Linked DNA regions of Homo sapiens: region 1 is linked to region 2. Evidence: chromatin loops called from intact Hi-C (ENCODE). Cell type or tissue: heart left ventricle. All regions are shown on one strand.

Region 1 (8,000 bases), 500 kb after region 2:
TCCCACCACTCTCCTAATTCTGATGTGCATCCCTCCAAGCCTTCGGCTATGAGTTTATCCCCATATTTGTTCATAGGAGAAATATGTGACTCTGTGTGTGTGTGTGTGCTTTATTTTGTTTGTTTGTTTTTTTTGTTCGTTTGTTTTGAGATTGAGTCTCACTCTGTTGCACAGGCTGGAGTGCAGTGGCACGATCTTGGCTCACTGCAGCCTCCACCTCCCAGGTTCAAGCAATTCTCCTACTTCAGTCTCCAGAGTAGCTTGGATTACAGGTGTTTGCCACCATGCCCAGCTAATTTTTGTATTTTTAGTAGAGACGGGGTTTTGCCATGTTGGCCAGGCCAGTCTGAAACTCCTGACCTCAGAAGATCCACCCGCCTCAGCCTCCCAAAGTGCTGGGATTACAAGCATGAGCTACTGCACCTGGCCTGCTTTTATATTAAAGGGACCAACCCTACATGTTCTCCTGAATCTTACTGCCTGCACCCGAGATCACTGCATGTACAGACCCAGAACTACAGCACTCTTTGTAAACCACCCCTTAACAATTCCACAGTCTGGGTAAGTGATCCATTATCTAATCATCCCCCCCAGTGATGGACAGCTTAGACTGTTTCCAATTTTTCATTTTCAAACAATGCATTAGTGAATATCCCTTTACAAGGCTGCTACAGGAAGAAAAAAATATATATTTCATATATATTTTTATGTCATATATATTACATATCATTATATAGAATATATTCATTTACAATATATCATACAATATATCCATTTTATATATATATGAAAAACTATTTCTTTCAGAGGTGGAAATCTCCTAGGAAAAGTGGGCACCTCCACACCTAATGTACCCCTTGACTTAAAACAGGTCTAGGCTGAGATCTTGAAAAATACCGTCAGGAACTGTGACTACATAAACCCGATATGGGACCAAAAACCTTAATAAGTCCTTTCCGTCTCCACTTGTGAGGACTCTGTATATTCGTCCTCTCTTAGTCATCATTTGGGTGAGTTCTCCATATTTATGCTTGTTCTTTTTTTCAGCTGTCCTCATAAATCAATCCCTGCAGTCTCCTAATCAAATCCAGCTTTTCAAATGAAACCGCAGCCGGGTGTTTAACTAACTAAATATTGTTTTTCCCCCAGCACTGACAGAGAGAGAGGGTGGGATGAAGCCTTGATCGGTGTCCTCTCCGCCTCAGCAATCCAGGAAGCTGCCGCCGCAGTTACTGACAGGGACCCAGGTAGGCGTCAGGCCATGGGCCGTGGGTCTGGAGGAGCAGCAGTTAAGAGGTTTCCTTTTGCTGTCTGGATTTCAGATGTCTATCCCTGGGATCCCCAGGAAGTAGGTCACCCTTTCCATGGCTACCCTTAATAAAGGCAGAAAATCAAGGGTGAAGTGGCCTGGAGTGGCACCCAGCTGCCACCCTGCCCTTGGAGCATGCCTACTGAGTTCTGCTTCCACCGGGTCTACTAACAAAATTGGCTTATAGCCGTTCTCAGAGAACAGAGGATGCCAGCCCCAGCTATTCCACCTCTAGACACTCTTCCATTCTGGTCTCAGGTGGCTGCTCATGCGGCCTCAGCAGTAGCAAGACCGAGTGCATTTTTCCTGAGACCTGCCCTTGAACCTGGCTCAATCCTCCCATTGCCTATGGGATCTACAGCAGGAGTTATCAAAGTTCTCCACCTGCAGTGGAGGGGGATGGTTTCCAGATGTTCCCTGGACTAGCATCATCAGTGTCATCTGGGAACTTGCTCAACAGGCAAATTCTCAACCCCCACCCCGGACCGACTGGGTCAGAATCTCTAAGGGTGGGACCCAACAGCGTGTGTTCTAATGAGCCCTCTAGATAATTCTGATGCATGCTCAAGTTTAAGCAGCACTGATCTACAGGACCAAGCTCCTAACTCAGATGCTCAGCTCTCCATGAACCAGCCCTGGCAGCTCCTCCAACCCCATCTCTCATTGCTTTCCCTACAGGATGCTACACTACATGGAGCAGCCCAACATACCAGGAGGGGTCTCTCCTCGCCTCTGTGCTTGCCAGCCCTCCTCCTAGCCATGCCCTTGCTCAGATGTATCCCATATCCACCTTTTAAATCCCAGCTCTGTGTCCTCTAGAAAGTCTTCCTTGGTTTCTCCAAGAAGAGCTAAAAATAGCTAACATCTACAGGGTACTGTTCCAAGAGCTGTTCAGTCATTTCTCGGTAACCATGGGGGATTAGTCCCAGAAACTCTGGAGGATACCAAAATCCACAGATGCTCAAGTTGCTGACATAAAATTTGGTTTGCCATATAAGCTAACCACATCCTCCATGTACTTTAAGTCATCTCTAGATTACTTATAATACCTGATACAATGTAAATGCTATGTAAGTAGTTGTTACACTATGTTTGCTACACTATTTTGTTTAAGGAATAATGACAAGAAAAAAAGAATCTGTACATGTTCAGTAAAGATGGTTTTTAAAAAAATATTTTTATGGTGAAACCCCGTCTCTACTAAAAATACAAAAAATTAGCTGGGCGCGGTGGTGGGCGCCTGTAGTCCCAGCTACTTGGGAGGCTGAGGCAGGAGAATGGCGTGAACCTGGGAGGCAGAGCTTGCAGTGAGCCGAGATCGCGCCACTGCACTCCAGCCTGGGCTACAGAGCGAGACTCCATCTCAAAAAAAAAAAAATTTTTTTTTAAGCCATGTTTGGTTGAACCCATGGGTGAGCAACCCAACTGTCTTTCTCTCTACATGTGACTGACTATAGGTAGAGAAATAAAATATCCATACAGTCATATGCAGAGAAAAAGATGTTGTTGTTGTTGCTTTTGCAACAGGGCCTGGCTCTGTCACCCATGCTCGAGTACAGTGACACAATCTCAGCTCACCTCACTGAAACCTCCATCTCCCATTCTCAAGCCATCCTCCCACCTCAGCCTCCTGAATAGCTGGGACTACAGGTGCATGCTACCATGCCCAGCTAATTTTTGTATTTTTTTGGTAGAGACAGGGTTTGGTCAAGTTGTACAGGCTTGTCTCAACTCCTGGGCTCAAGTGATCCTCCCACCTCTGCCTTCCAAAGTGTGAGGATACAGGCGTGAGCCACTACACCCAGACAAAAGACAGTTGTTGAGACATATATCTATAGCTGTAATCCCAGCACTTTGGGAGGCCGAGGCAGGCAGATCACTTGAGGTCAGGAGTTCAAGACCAGCCAGCCCAACATGGCAAAACCCTGTCTTTACTAAAAAATACAAAAATTAGCAGGCATGATAGCACATGCCTGTAATTCCAGCTACTTGGGAGGCTGAGGCAGGAGACTCACTTGAACCTGGGAGGCGGAGGTTGCAGTGAGCTGAGATTGCACCACTGCACTCCAGCCTAGGCGACAAAGCAAGACTCTATCAAAAAAAAAGCATTGGCCAGGCGCGGTGGCTCACGCCTGTAATCCCAGCATTTTGGGAGGCCGAGGCAGATGGATCATGAGGTCAGGAGATCAAGACCATCCTGGCTAACATGGTGGAACCCGGTCTCTACTAAAAAATACAAGAAATTAGCCGGGGGTAGTGGCGGGCGCCTGTAGTCCCAGCTTCTCGGGAGGCTGAGGCAGGAGAATGGTGCGAACCCGGGAGGCGGAGCTTGCAGTAAGCCGAGATCGCACCACTGCACTCCAGCCTGGGCAACTGAGCCAGACTCCGTCTCAAAAAAAAAAAAAAAGTATCAGATAGTTATATATGACTATAATAGAGAGAATTGGGCAAATTTAATTTTATATCTATACATACATCTAATCCTCTCAATAACTCCATGAGAAATGTATTACTGTTAGCTCCATTTTACAGATGAAGAAGCAGAAGCCCAGAGAGCTTAAATAATCTGTCCAAGTGAATAAGTGGTGAAATTGGCTAGGTGAGGTGGCTCATGCCCGTAATACAGCACTGGCATTGCCTGTAATCCCTGGGGCAAAGGTCAGATGATTGTTTGAGGTCAGGAGTTTGAGATTAGCCTGATAACACAGCAAGACCCTGTCTCTAAAAATTTAATAATACTAACCAGTGGTGAAGTTGAGATTTGAGCCCCTGGCTCTACAGCCTTTAACTATTTTCTTCTATTGCTTCCCTGTGATATAGCCAGACCAATGGTTTTAGTTCCTCACCTTGGACCCCGTCAGAACATACCTGCTCCCACTGCCCTATGACAGCCCTTTAGTTGTGCAAATAAAACTCTTATGTCCTGCCCAAGACTGCTCTTCTCCAGGCCAACACCCACTGTTTCCTCAACTGGCCTCCATGTGACTTGGCCCCGTATCCACTGCTGCCAGCCCTGTCGTTACAGCTGGCTTCTGAAAGGAGGGACCTCAGCATGTCCTCACATTGGCTGCCTTTGCTTTCTGCTGTTTCCTGTTTCAAATTGCAGGGCCCAATACTTTGCATCAAAAATGAAGACATGACATGCTTTCAAAAAAATCTCATTTTCTAAAGGCATTTCCTATTGATTTCCTTCCTTGTTGAGGCTCCTCCCAGCCTGGCTTATGTTTAAAAAAAGAGAGAGAGAAGGATGAATTTTTTTAAAAAAGGAAGAAAGAAATCTGTGTTTCTCCAAGCTCAGACTGGTGTGAGCCTTCTTGCTGACTTAGCTGAAAAGTTGCCGCCTGGGTGCCCCATGGATGAGCTGCCCAACCAGTGTTCCCCAAAACCACTGGCCTTGGGACCATCTCTGAAATACAACCACCAAAATTCCCCTCAAAATCCCCTCTTCACCACCTTTTGTGGGATTACTGGAAGGGGCATTTCTCCTCAGGAAATCCTCTGCCTTAAAAGCTCTGCTTCAGAACTGAAAGGTTCATTTTCCATCTTTCTTTTTTTATTTTATTTTATTTGTTTATTTTGAGACAGGGTCTCACTCGGTCACCCAGGCTAGAGTGCAGTGGTGCCATCTCAGCTCACTGCAGCCTTCGCCTCCTGGGCTCAAGAAATCCTCCCTACTCAACCTCCCGAGTAGCTGGGACCATAGGCACGTGCCCCCATGCCTGGCTAATCCCAGCTTTCTTCCGTTTATCCAGTCTGACTTTTCTCATCCTAGGCGTTCTGCCACTGCATCCCTTGAAATCTCCCATTGTCCACTTGAAGAATCTGAGTACCGGCTTTGGAATCAGATAAACCTGAGCCTGAGTTACAGTTCCTCATGAGCTAGGTGGCTTTGCAAAAAACACTTACCCTCTCTGATACAGTTTTCTCATTTGGAAAATGGAGATAAAGATAATCTGCATGAGTTTCCTAGGATTGCCATAACAGATGATCCCAAACTTCATGGCTTAAAACAGAAACGTATTCTCTCACAGTTCTGTAAATCAAAGTATCAGTTGGGGCTGGGAGCGGAAGCTCATGCCTGTAATCCCAGAAATTTGGGAGGCTGAGGCAGGAGGATCACCCTACCTCAGAAGTTCAAGACCAGCCTGAGCAACATGGTGAAACTCTGTCTCTACTAGAAATACAAAAAAATTAGCTGGTGTGGTGGCACACACCTGTAATCCCAGCTACTTGGGAGGCTGAGGTGTGAGAATCACTTAAACCTGGGAGGCAGAAGTTGCAGTGAGCCAAGATTGCACCACAGCACTCTAGCCTGGGTGACAGAGAAAGGTTCTGTCTCAATATATATGTATATATATATCAGTAAGGCTACACTCCCTCTGAAGTGTATACATAAGGAAGAACCCTTCTTCGTCTCTTCTAGTGGCTCTGGGTGTTCCTTGACTTGGAGTTGCATAACTCCAATTTCCAACACCATCTTCACATGGCCATCTCTTTCCCCTGTGTATCTCTCCTCTGTGTGTCTCTTATAAAAACATCTATCACTGGGGCCGGGCAAGGTGGCTCATGCCTGTAATCCCAGCACTTTGGGAGGCCGAGGTGGGTGGATCACGAGGTCAGGAGATCGAGACCATCCTGGCTAACACGGTGAATCGCCGTCTCTACTAAAAATACAAAAAATTAGCCGGGTGTGGTGGCGGGCGCCTGTAGTCCCAGCTACTCAGGAGGCTGAGGCAGGAGAATGGCGTGAACCCGAGAGGCAGAGCTTGCAGTGAGCTGAGATCGCGCCACTGTACTCCAGCCTGGGTGACAGAGCGAGACTCCTTCTCAAAAAAAAAAAAAAATCTATAATTGGATTTAGAGCCCACCAGATAATCTATGATAATCTCATCCCAAGATCCTTAACTTAATTACATCTGCAAAGACCCTTTTTCCAAAGAAGGTCACATTCATAAGTTCCAGGAGTTAGAACATGGATATAACTTTTCAGAGGTCATCATTCAACACACTACAAATATCTCCTTCATAGCTTGATGGTGTGGTTGAAATGAGATCATGAATAGAAGATGCCTGGTAGACTGTGCTCAACAAGTGTGTAGATACATTAAATTGATGCAAAAGTAATTGCAATTTTTTTACTTTTAATGGCAAAAACTGCAATTGCTTTTGTACCAGCCTGATAGCTTTTTTTCCCTTCTCCTCTGCCTCTATGCCCTTACCCTGTCCCACCCCGTCTGTGGAAGCTGGCCTCTTGACCTGGCTGCTTATAGCTGGCCCATGGCCACTAATGGTCACATTAACAACTTATATTTGGCCATGACATCACAAAGCCCTCCTAACATAAGTAGACCCATCTGACATATATCAACATCTTGTGAAGTAGGCATGGCAAGTACTTCATTCATCCCCATTTTACAAATGAGTACATGGAGGCTCAGAGAGGTTACATCACTTGCTAGACCCACTCAGCTAGTAACTGGCTATCAAATGAAGCTATGAAATTTCCCTAAGTTCCAACATGTAGGCAGAAGATGACCCTGATGAGGATGTCCGGCTATGGGTCATCTAGGGGTAACAAGAATGCAAGGGAGATAACTGTCCAAGAAATGTCATTTCTGCCAAAGATCAAACCTAGCTCTGCCTTTGCTGCCAAACAGAATTAAGTGCAGGCAATATGTCTGCCATTCCCCAGGGCTTGTCTCAGGGTTCCTGCCCACCTCACCTTTCCATTGATGTCTGAAACAATGTCATAAAGTTCTTGTTTCTGATTCTCTTCAGGGTCAAACGTGAAAGTGGGAAATAATCTCAAAATCATAATTGCCTGGCTCCAAGACATTTCTTTAGGAGGAAGGAACATTAGGAGGGAGTGAGATCTGCCTGGGTTGTAGGTTGGACCCTCACTCACAGACTGTGCGACACTAGGCTCATACTTAGCCCACTCTGTGCCCCAACTTGGCCACTTGGGGATAAAATAGGTTGGATAAAGTGATGGCTCAGTGTTTCCACCACACCCATCCTAAGAATCCCAGACTCGCCAGGCGTGCTGGCTCATGCCTGTAATCCCAGCACTTGGGAGGCCGAGGCGGGTGGATCACGAGGTCAGGAGATCGAGACCATCCTGGCTAACGCGATGAAACCCTGTCTCCGCTAAAAATACAAAAAAATTAGCCAGGCGTGGTGGCGGGTGCCTGTAGTCCCAGCTACTCGGGAGGCTGAGGCAGGAGAATGGCATGAGCCCGGGAGGCAGAGCTTGCAGTGAGCCGAGATCGTGCCACTGCACTCCAGCCTGGGCGACAGAGCAAGACTGTCTCAAAAAAAAAAAAAAGAATCCCAGACTCCAGCATCTTCGTACCATCAAGATTGTCTAAAATGATAGAGATGGCATAAAGCCAAATCATTGGGATTCATGTCTTTTTATCTCTTCTGCTTCCAAATCCTTGGTCTAGTTGCTTGTTATGGCAATAAGAATGTATTTTTCCTACTTGGTTTTTCCTACATAGCTGTGTTACTCTGAGCAAGTATCTAACCTCTTTGAGTCTCAGTTTTCTCATCTATACAATGGAAATAGTAACAATACGTATATTACTGGGCTGCCAAATGGCTAGATCTGTGTGTGTATGTGTGTCTGTATGTGTGTGTGTGTTCATGAATATACGTTTGGTGGGGTGGGGATGGGGTGGGATCTTTGTAT
Region 2 (8,000 bases):
TGACTCTGCAGCTATGTGGAATTCACCTTTACTAGTATTTTTTTTTTAAATAATTTCAACTTTTATTTTAGATTCAAAGGGTACACATGCAGGTTTGCTACATGAGTACATTGCATCATGCTAAGTTTGGGCTATGATTGATCCTACCAGCCATATAGTGAGCACAGTACCCAATAGGTAGATTTTCAAATTCTGCCCCCTTGCCTCTCTCTCCCTCTACTAGTCCCCAGTGTCTATTGTTACTACCTTTATGTCCATGAGGACCCAGTGTTTAGCTCCCACGTATACAAGAGAACACACGGTATTTGGTTTCTTGTTCCTGTGTTAATTCACTTAGAATAATGGCCTCCAGCTGCACCTATGTTGCTGCTAAGGGCATGATTTCATTCTTTTTTATGGCTGCATAATATTCCATCATGTATATGTACCGCATTTTCTGTGTCCAGTACCCTGTTGATGGGCACCTAAGTTGATTCCACGTCTTTGCTAATGCTTCACCAACATTGATTGGTCTTGTTGTTATTTCTCATTTTTGGGGTTAATTTGATAGTTAAAAATGGTGTCTCTTAATGTTGAATACTGGCAGACTAAACACTAATCAAATGTTTGTTAACCAAATACTTTTCTTCCTCTTTGACATAGGTACTCATCACTTTTGGCCACTTTTATATAGGGTCATGTTTAGAAGTAAGACCTTTATAGACAGATGTATCTGGTTTTGATTTTTTCTTTCTTTTTTGGCCCAGTGGTGTGACCTTCTGCAAATAACCATTGCCTGTCTTAGCATTCTCATTTTGTGTGCATAAATAACCCAATGCCGTCGTGTGAAACTTATATGAAATGATAAATACAGAGCATCCAGGTGAATGTTTCCGCTTGGTGAGAACGGGCTAAGGCATAGCTACTAGTATGATTATGCTAATGGGTATTGGAAATTGTTTAAAAATGATTTCTGAGATGTATTTATATATATGCAGACACACACATACATCTATATATATATAAAAGTATTACACTCTTGTTTTTATTCATTGAAAATGCTTTTCTAATTTCACATTTTTCTTCTTTTGTATTTTTTTTGCAGTGTCTTTTTTTGTGACTTGTGTTATTTCTGATTTTTTGCATTTATTTTATATTTAGAAATTATTTCTGTATACAACAAACCCCTGTGACACAGGTTTACCTGTGTAACAAACCTGCACATACACCCCTGAACCTAAAATAAAAGTTTGAAGAAGTTATTTCCTGCTTTCAAGATAATTTAAATATTTACTGTAATTTTCATATTTTAATAATTGTTTTCTTTGTTTTCACATAAATCTGTAAGGCATATGGAATTTGAATTGGTAGATATGTGATATTAGGATTAAGTAAATGTTTATTTCTTTCCATATTTTTAGCCACTTTTGCTAGTATTATATGGTGAATATTATACCTTTGAATTTTGCATTGAATATTGCTACTTCCATTATTATCATATATTAAGTTCCAGATCATTGTATGATCATTCTAGAACTTTCTGTCTTGTTCCACTGGTAGATCTATCCAGTCTTGTGATAGTATAATCCTGTTTTAATGATTGCAATATTATATATCTTTCGATGGACAAACTCTCTCGTTTCTTTCTCTTGTTTTATATGTGTTCTTAGCTATTTTACTCATCTGTTCAGTCTTTTCTGAATAACTCTACAACGATGTTTTTAATGTAAAAACCTTATTACTATCATGATAAATTTATGTATTAATTTGGGAAGATCTGGCATCCTTGTTCATGCATCTCATCTGGAAACTTAAAACCTTTCTTGATTTTGTAAAATTTTCTTTTGAGTCTCTGTAAAACTCTGTGGTTTCATTTAAATAGATCACACAATTTTGTTAAAGTACTTAGGTGTATATATTAATACAAGTATAATCGATCTTTTTCCATTGTGTCTTTTAAATGGAGATTGCTGTTATGTAGAAAAGTCATCGATTTGATTTTAAATTTTATTTGGCTAATTTACTGAGCTCTCTTAGTAGTTCTATGAGTTTTTACAGCTATTTTTTCTTAGTTTTACACTATACAATCAATTATCAAATAAAGCAGGATTCTTGCTTTAGTTTTCTAAGTTTTGCTCTATTTTATTGGCTGAAGTGTAAAAAAAAAAAATGTTAATGCCACTGGTGGGCATTCTTGTCCTTTTTCCTACGGTGCTTCTGGTATTTCAACATGAGGTAGGACAAAATAGGTTTTATCCTGATGGAAGTACTCAAAGATCATTCTGATTACCTCCATTGAATATCTTTATTAGAGTTATTAGAGAAAAAATGGATATCAGTAGCCCAGAGATATGAGACACTTATGTGTAAGTGACACTTATGTGTCTCTTAAATGACACTTGAGTGGCATTTTAGCACAATGAAAAGAACAGAGGTTCTGGGGTCAGGGACACTAGGGATCTAATGCTTGTTCCAGTACTTGCCGGTATTGGAACATACACACCTACAATTTTTATTTCTTTCTGTTTAATATATAGGTAATAATATTTCTTTCTAAGGCTGTACTGGAGATTCAATAAGCTATGGGAAAAATACCTAAGACATTACCTGATAGATAATAGGTACCGATTATGAAAGACATCCTACATGCATTAACTTTCTTTTGCAAAATGTGGATTGGAAACAGGCAAAATGAATTTCAGTAAGAAAGGATAGACCTTGATGATGACCTCTATAAGCTTCAATTTCTGTCTCTATTTACATGCAAACTGGAGGATTAAAGTCTCCCCTAATAGGGAAAATTCTGTAAATTCTATGACTCTAATTACAGCCACAAAAGCACCCATTTCTCAGATTCTGTTGCAAAGTGGGTTTCAGAGCAGCCCTGGCCCCAGAGAGAGGAAAAGGAAAAGCCACAGGAAACCTGGGCAACAGTTGCAGTTTCCTCCTTGGCCCCTTCTCTGAGAGCAGTGCTGCGTGTTGTTGCAGTTGTACTGTACTGTTCTACCGCGTGGATTCATAGTTAACATTTTTCTTCCAGGCACATTTAAAACGTTTGGCTCACATCCTCCTTGAGCTGTTTTATAAGGGCAATAACCAAGGCCAGGGTGTGCTCTTGTCAGCAGGCAAAGCACGCAGTGGAGGCTGCCAAAGAGTTTCCTGCTCGGGGGCCACCCATCCTTGGCCACAGGATGCATGGCTGGAGTTCATGGCAACTTGCACAGAGCGAGTGCTGGGACTTTCTGTTCTCAGGGTTCATGCTTTGGATTCCATCCTTCAGCCCTGCTGCATTGATCAGTGGAGGCTATTGTGTTTGTGCTTGTTTGGGACTAGCTCAGAACACATGTCACAGCAGCAGTCCAAGGCCTAGCTCTAAGGCTTGGGGCTGGGAAAATGCTCTTGAAAGACTAGCAAGCTGCCCTTCCCTCCTGTTAATGCAGGCTCGGAGTTCCCATGAATCAGCTGCAGGGAGGCAGGCATTCCCTCATGCTATTCTCTGTGAATTAACTTCTGGAATGAGCAGACAGCACAGACGCCAAGTGGTGGGTTTGAGCACTGTTACCCCACCCGCTTTGAAGTCCACCTTCGCATGAGCGGATCTCTTTTCATGTATTATTTATTGCCAGGGACTTTGATAGGAAGAATCCCCAGAAGATTGCTGAAGGTTTTTTTTTTTCTTCAGAATTCCCTTTGATTAGAAGCTGTTGGCTGTGCCTTGGGCAGCTGGCTCTGTCACAAAGCAGGGGCTCAGTGCATCCTCCCAGTGATAGCTGCCATGCCAGCACCAGTGAGGTTCTGGCTGTGACATGCCTGGGACACCCTAAAGAACTACACAAGTAGAAAGGGTATCATACTCCTTCACTCACCAGAAGGGAGGCAATGAGGTCTCATGAGAGGAAAGAACAGGGGCTCAAGCCAGAGAGATGCAAGTTGAAATGTCATCTCTTCTACTGACCCACAGTATGATGTTGACCTCAGTGTTCTTATCCACTAAATGGCAATAAAAATCTTGGATTCACCACCAAACTGTTGCAGAGAATCAATAAGCCATCCAGAGGTTTTCATTTCTTTCCTCTAAATTCCAAAGCTAGTCTGGAAACTTTAAAGCAGGCTGAATGACAACTCTACACTCTCTTAATCTTCTTTATTTATTTTCTAAATTTTTATTTGTTTATCTTTTTAGAGACAGGGCCTTGCTATGTTACCCAAGCTGGAGTGCAGTGGCTATTAATAGGCTCCATCGGAGCTCATTGTAGCCTCCTGCTCCTGACTACAAGCTATCCTCTTGTCTCAGCCTTCTGAGTAGCTGGAAGTATAGATGAGTGCCACCATACCTGGCTTTTCTTCATTTTTCAATCATTCATTCAGTCAGTCAGCATTCAAGAAATAATACTAAATTAAGTAAATAAACGATTAATTAAATAAAAACATTTCAGTGGCTTTAACATTTTATGTAATGTATTAGATGCTAAGAATAAAGAAATATGTGCTCAAGACACGGTCCCTTCCCTTGTCTATCTCAAAGATCAAAAGGTTAAATGACAATAAAATGTAAAGGATGTTACGGTGCGGAAGGTTCAAGAAGAAAGAAATGCACCCAGACAAGATATTTGTACCAGTTTATGGAATGACAGAAGGCCTTCCAGAAAAAAGGAACATGTAAGCAAGTAGATTATGTCAGTCTATAGAGGATAGCATAAAATATTACAAGAATTTAGAAATAGAGACCCTTTGAGAGTGACTGGAAGTGGCCTGCCCTTACAGGTGGATAGTCCATGCTCTGCCATATAAATGAATGGAAATGTCACGTCTTGCCAAAGTATTCAGGTTCAGGTTGTGATAGTCTGTCATTAAATTCAGCCAGGTCCCACTCAACAGGACTGCCTTTATCACTTTGAAGCAAAGATAGGCTCAACCAATCATGGGCTGCCTGAAAGCCAGGAAAAGAGATAGTTGATGTAAACCCAACCAGGAAAGAGATCGGACGGACTGTGAGGCAGAATGTAGCTCATCAACCTCATTTCTTGTTCTTGGACACATAAAGGCAGCTCATTTAATAGCCTCTTCAGAGCCATGCGCCTGGGTGCTGGCCAATTGAATGTCGACAGAGTGTTGTATGACATTTCTAGCCTTGACCATGAAAGGTTTAATATAATCTTCCATGCACCGTGTCCCCCACCTGCATGGCAGATTCACACACCTGGATACCTGACTTATTGCCTGGAGGAGAGCTACCCAGTTGCATCGCCCAGCCTACACTGAACCATTATGTGAGCAAGAAATATTGACCATTATGTGAGCAAGACCTGTGAGCAGGTCTATTGTGTTAACCTGCTGAGGTTATAGAGGTGGTTTACATAGCAGCTAGCGTTACTTAACTTGGCTAATGTGTGTATCTAAACCATCTAGAACCATGACCGACTCATAGTTGACATCTAAGGTCATTAAATTGAATACATGGTAAGAGGTCATCAGTATTTGTTGTACTCTACCAAAGGCCTTGTTTGGGTGAGTGAAGGGCACAGTACCTGGTGAGCTTGAGGATTCTGGTAATCAGTTCACCGGGTCTAACTCTGGGTCAGGAAGGGTCCATATAGCTGAGAGCTACTGGAGCTATTCTGCATGCTGACCAGGTTTCTGGAAGCACATCCAACTCTCCTAACTGGAAAGAGGTATCTGGAATAGCAAAACCAATTATTTTTGCTCTTAGAAGGGTCTCTATCCCATTATAAATTTTATATTGGTAACCAATCTGCATATTCTTGTTTTATGAGTTTGGCTATTGCAGTTGATCCATCAAAGTTTGGTCACTTCGAGGTATGCTGGTGAGATTGACTTCCTGGAATTTTAAAGTTGAGGAACTGATCCTGTTAACTTCATCAAAAGAATATGCAACTGGCTAGCCGGGATTGAGTGATAAGCTGGTCTCACTTTTAGAAAATCCTTTGCTAATTACATATGAAATGATGATGATGATGATGATGATGATGATGATGATGATTGCTATCATTCATTCAGTGCTTATCAATTTCAGCTACTCTCTGTTAATCATTTTACATCATCTCATTTGATTTTTCACAATAACTCTTAGAAGTACAGTCATGTGTCCCATTATGACATTTCAGTCAATGATGGTTTGCATATGTAATGGTGGTCTTATTAACTTATAATATTGCATTTTACTGTATCTTTTCTATGCTTACATACACAAATACTTCCCATTGTGTTACAATTGCCTACTGAATTCAGTATAGTAACATGCAGTACAGGTTTGAAGCCTAGGAGCAATAGGCTATGCCATATAGCCTAGGGGTGTAGTAGGCTATACCATCTAGGTTTGTGTAAGCACACTCTATGATGTTTTCCCAATGACAAAATCACTTAAAAACATTTCTCAGGACATATCCCTGTCATTGAGTGATACATGACTGTAGTTGTCATTGCCCCTATTTTCAGATGAGGGAACTGAGGATCAGAAAAATGTGGTGACTTGCTTTAGAATACATTTCCTATAAATGTCAGAGCTAAAATTAAAACTCAACTCTCCTGGACTGCAAAGTCCAAGTTCCCTTAATCCGATCAATCATTTTCAAACTGCTCTCTGCTGAGCTGTAAGTGGCCTAAGAAGCCAATCCAGGATTGGGAGTGGAGCATGAAAGAATAGATTTCTGCCTCCTTACCCTACTTTTTACCAGAACAGAGCCTCTTCTCCTTGACTTTTTTGTTACTGATTCCACCTAACTTTTGTTTGAGCAAGGGGTTCTAGGCTAAATAAAGACTTTGAAAATCACTGCAGCATACCATAATACGTAGGAGGAAATTTTGTAGAAAATGAGTTTTATTTCTGAACACAAGGAGTGCGTTGTGATTTATGGATTCTCCTCTTCTTTTGTATCTTCTTCCACATTATCTGAAGATACTTATTCTCCCAGGAGTCTAAGCTTCTTGAGAGCAGGGACTCTGGCTAGTCATAATTTCCCCCCGCTCACCGCCAATACTAAGTAGAATACTAGGCAGACAATTGCTACCCTAGTTCACTCTCAACACTGCCTCCTAAACGATTATTTTAAAGCACGACTCTGATTATGCTACTTACCCAATGTTACTTAATATTTTTCAGGGACCATTGTTACTCCCAGAATAGACCAAAATTTCTCACCAAGGTATCCAAGTCCATTCTGACAGCATCCCAGCATCCCAGACACTTGGTTGGCTTCATTTCTTCTATACATCACATTCCAGTAATATCAAATTTCTTGCTGCACTCTGGACCTGGCATACCTTTTTGTAGCCATCTCTTTTGTGCACATGGTTGCTCTCTGCCTCAAATTCCTCCACCCCTCCCCGTGGAAATCTCTTTCTATTCATGTCACATCCCAGTAACCTCTTATGTCCTCCTCCAGGCCAATTCAAACACTCCCCTCCACATGATTGATTCCTTCTCGTTGCACTTACCTACAACTTAGCAGTTCTTGGCAGACAGAGTGGATTTGAAGGACAAGGTGGTCCCCATCCAAGAGAGAGGAAAGCAGAAGGATGGTAACAATAATGCATGCTACATGGCATTGAATGAACTACCTAATGGATTTGTTAATGTGTACAATAATTTTTTGAGATGCCCATAAATACTGAGTGTTGGGAGTGGAGGTGTTTCTCATTGTGTGTGGCAACATATAGTACCTAATAGGAATAAGAACCATTGAAATACCAGCTAAGAATGAATGATTATTTGGTGCATTAAATTAAATTCCTCAGTTGGTTTAGCTCAGTGGGAATGAAAAGTTGGATATTTACTCAGCCCCTTCCTCTGTCTGCCTGTAGTCCTGGGTCATCAGCATGTGAAGTTAATGACTGGCAAGATCTTCTAACCCTCTTCTACCTCTCCTAGAGAGATCAAAATAAACAACAACAACAAAAAGCCAACACTAGTTGGCTCCCAAACAACGTGGGAACCTACAAAACAAGACTGGGCATTGGACATATTTTGCATGCCCTCTTTCTTTGCAGGGATTCAAGCCAGT

Evidence for each region. Peaks named below come from ENCODE experiments on the same cell type or tissue, not always from the same donor. Only the 100,000 strongest peaks of a DNase experiment are listed, where the experiment ranks them.
Region 1: it touches region 2 in a loop (2.5-fold over the local background); 12 of 110 quality-filtered maps call a loop at or near these places.

What each region holds. Positions count from the first base shown.
Region 1 is chr9:107,641,589-107,649,588 of GRCh38, reverse strand. All of the region lies in intron 8 of LOC105376205 (a long non-coding RNA gene), which reads right to left. Among named protein-coding and RNA genes, the nearest start is that of KLF4, 160 kb to the right of the region's middle. In heart left ventricle, no CTCF peak of the experiment used is centred here; a DNase peak (open chromatin) is centred at 4,308; H3K27ac peaks cover 827 bases.
Region 2 is chr9:108,138,062-108,146,061 of GRCh38, reverse strand. The region is part of intron 4 of LOC105376214 (a long non-coding RNA gene); the gene reads left to right. Among named protein-coding and RNA genes, the nearest start is that of KLF4, 650 kb to the right of the region's middle. In heart left ventricle, no CTCF peak of the experiment used is centred here; a DNase peak (open chromatin) is centred at 3,151; H3K27ac peaks cover 2,003 bases.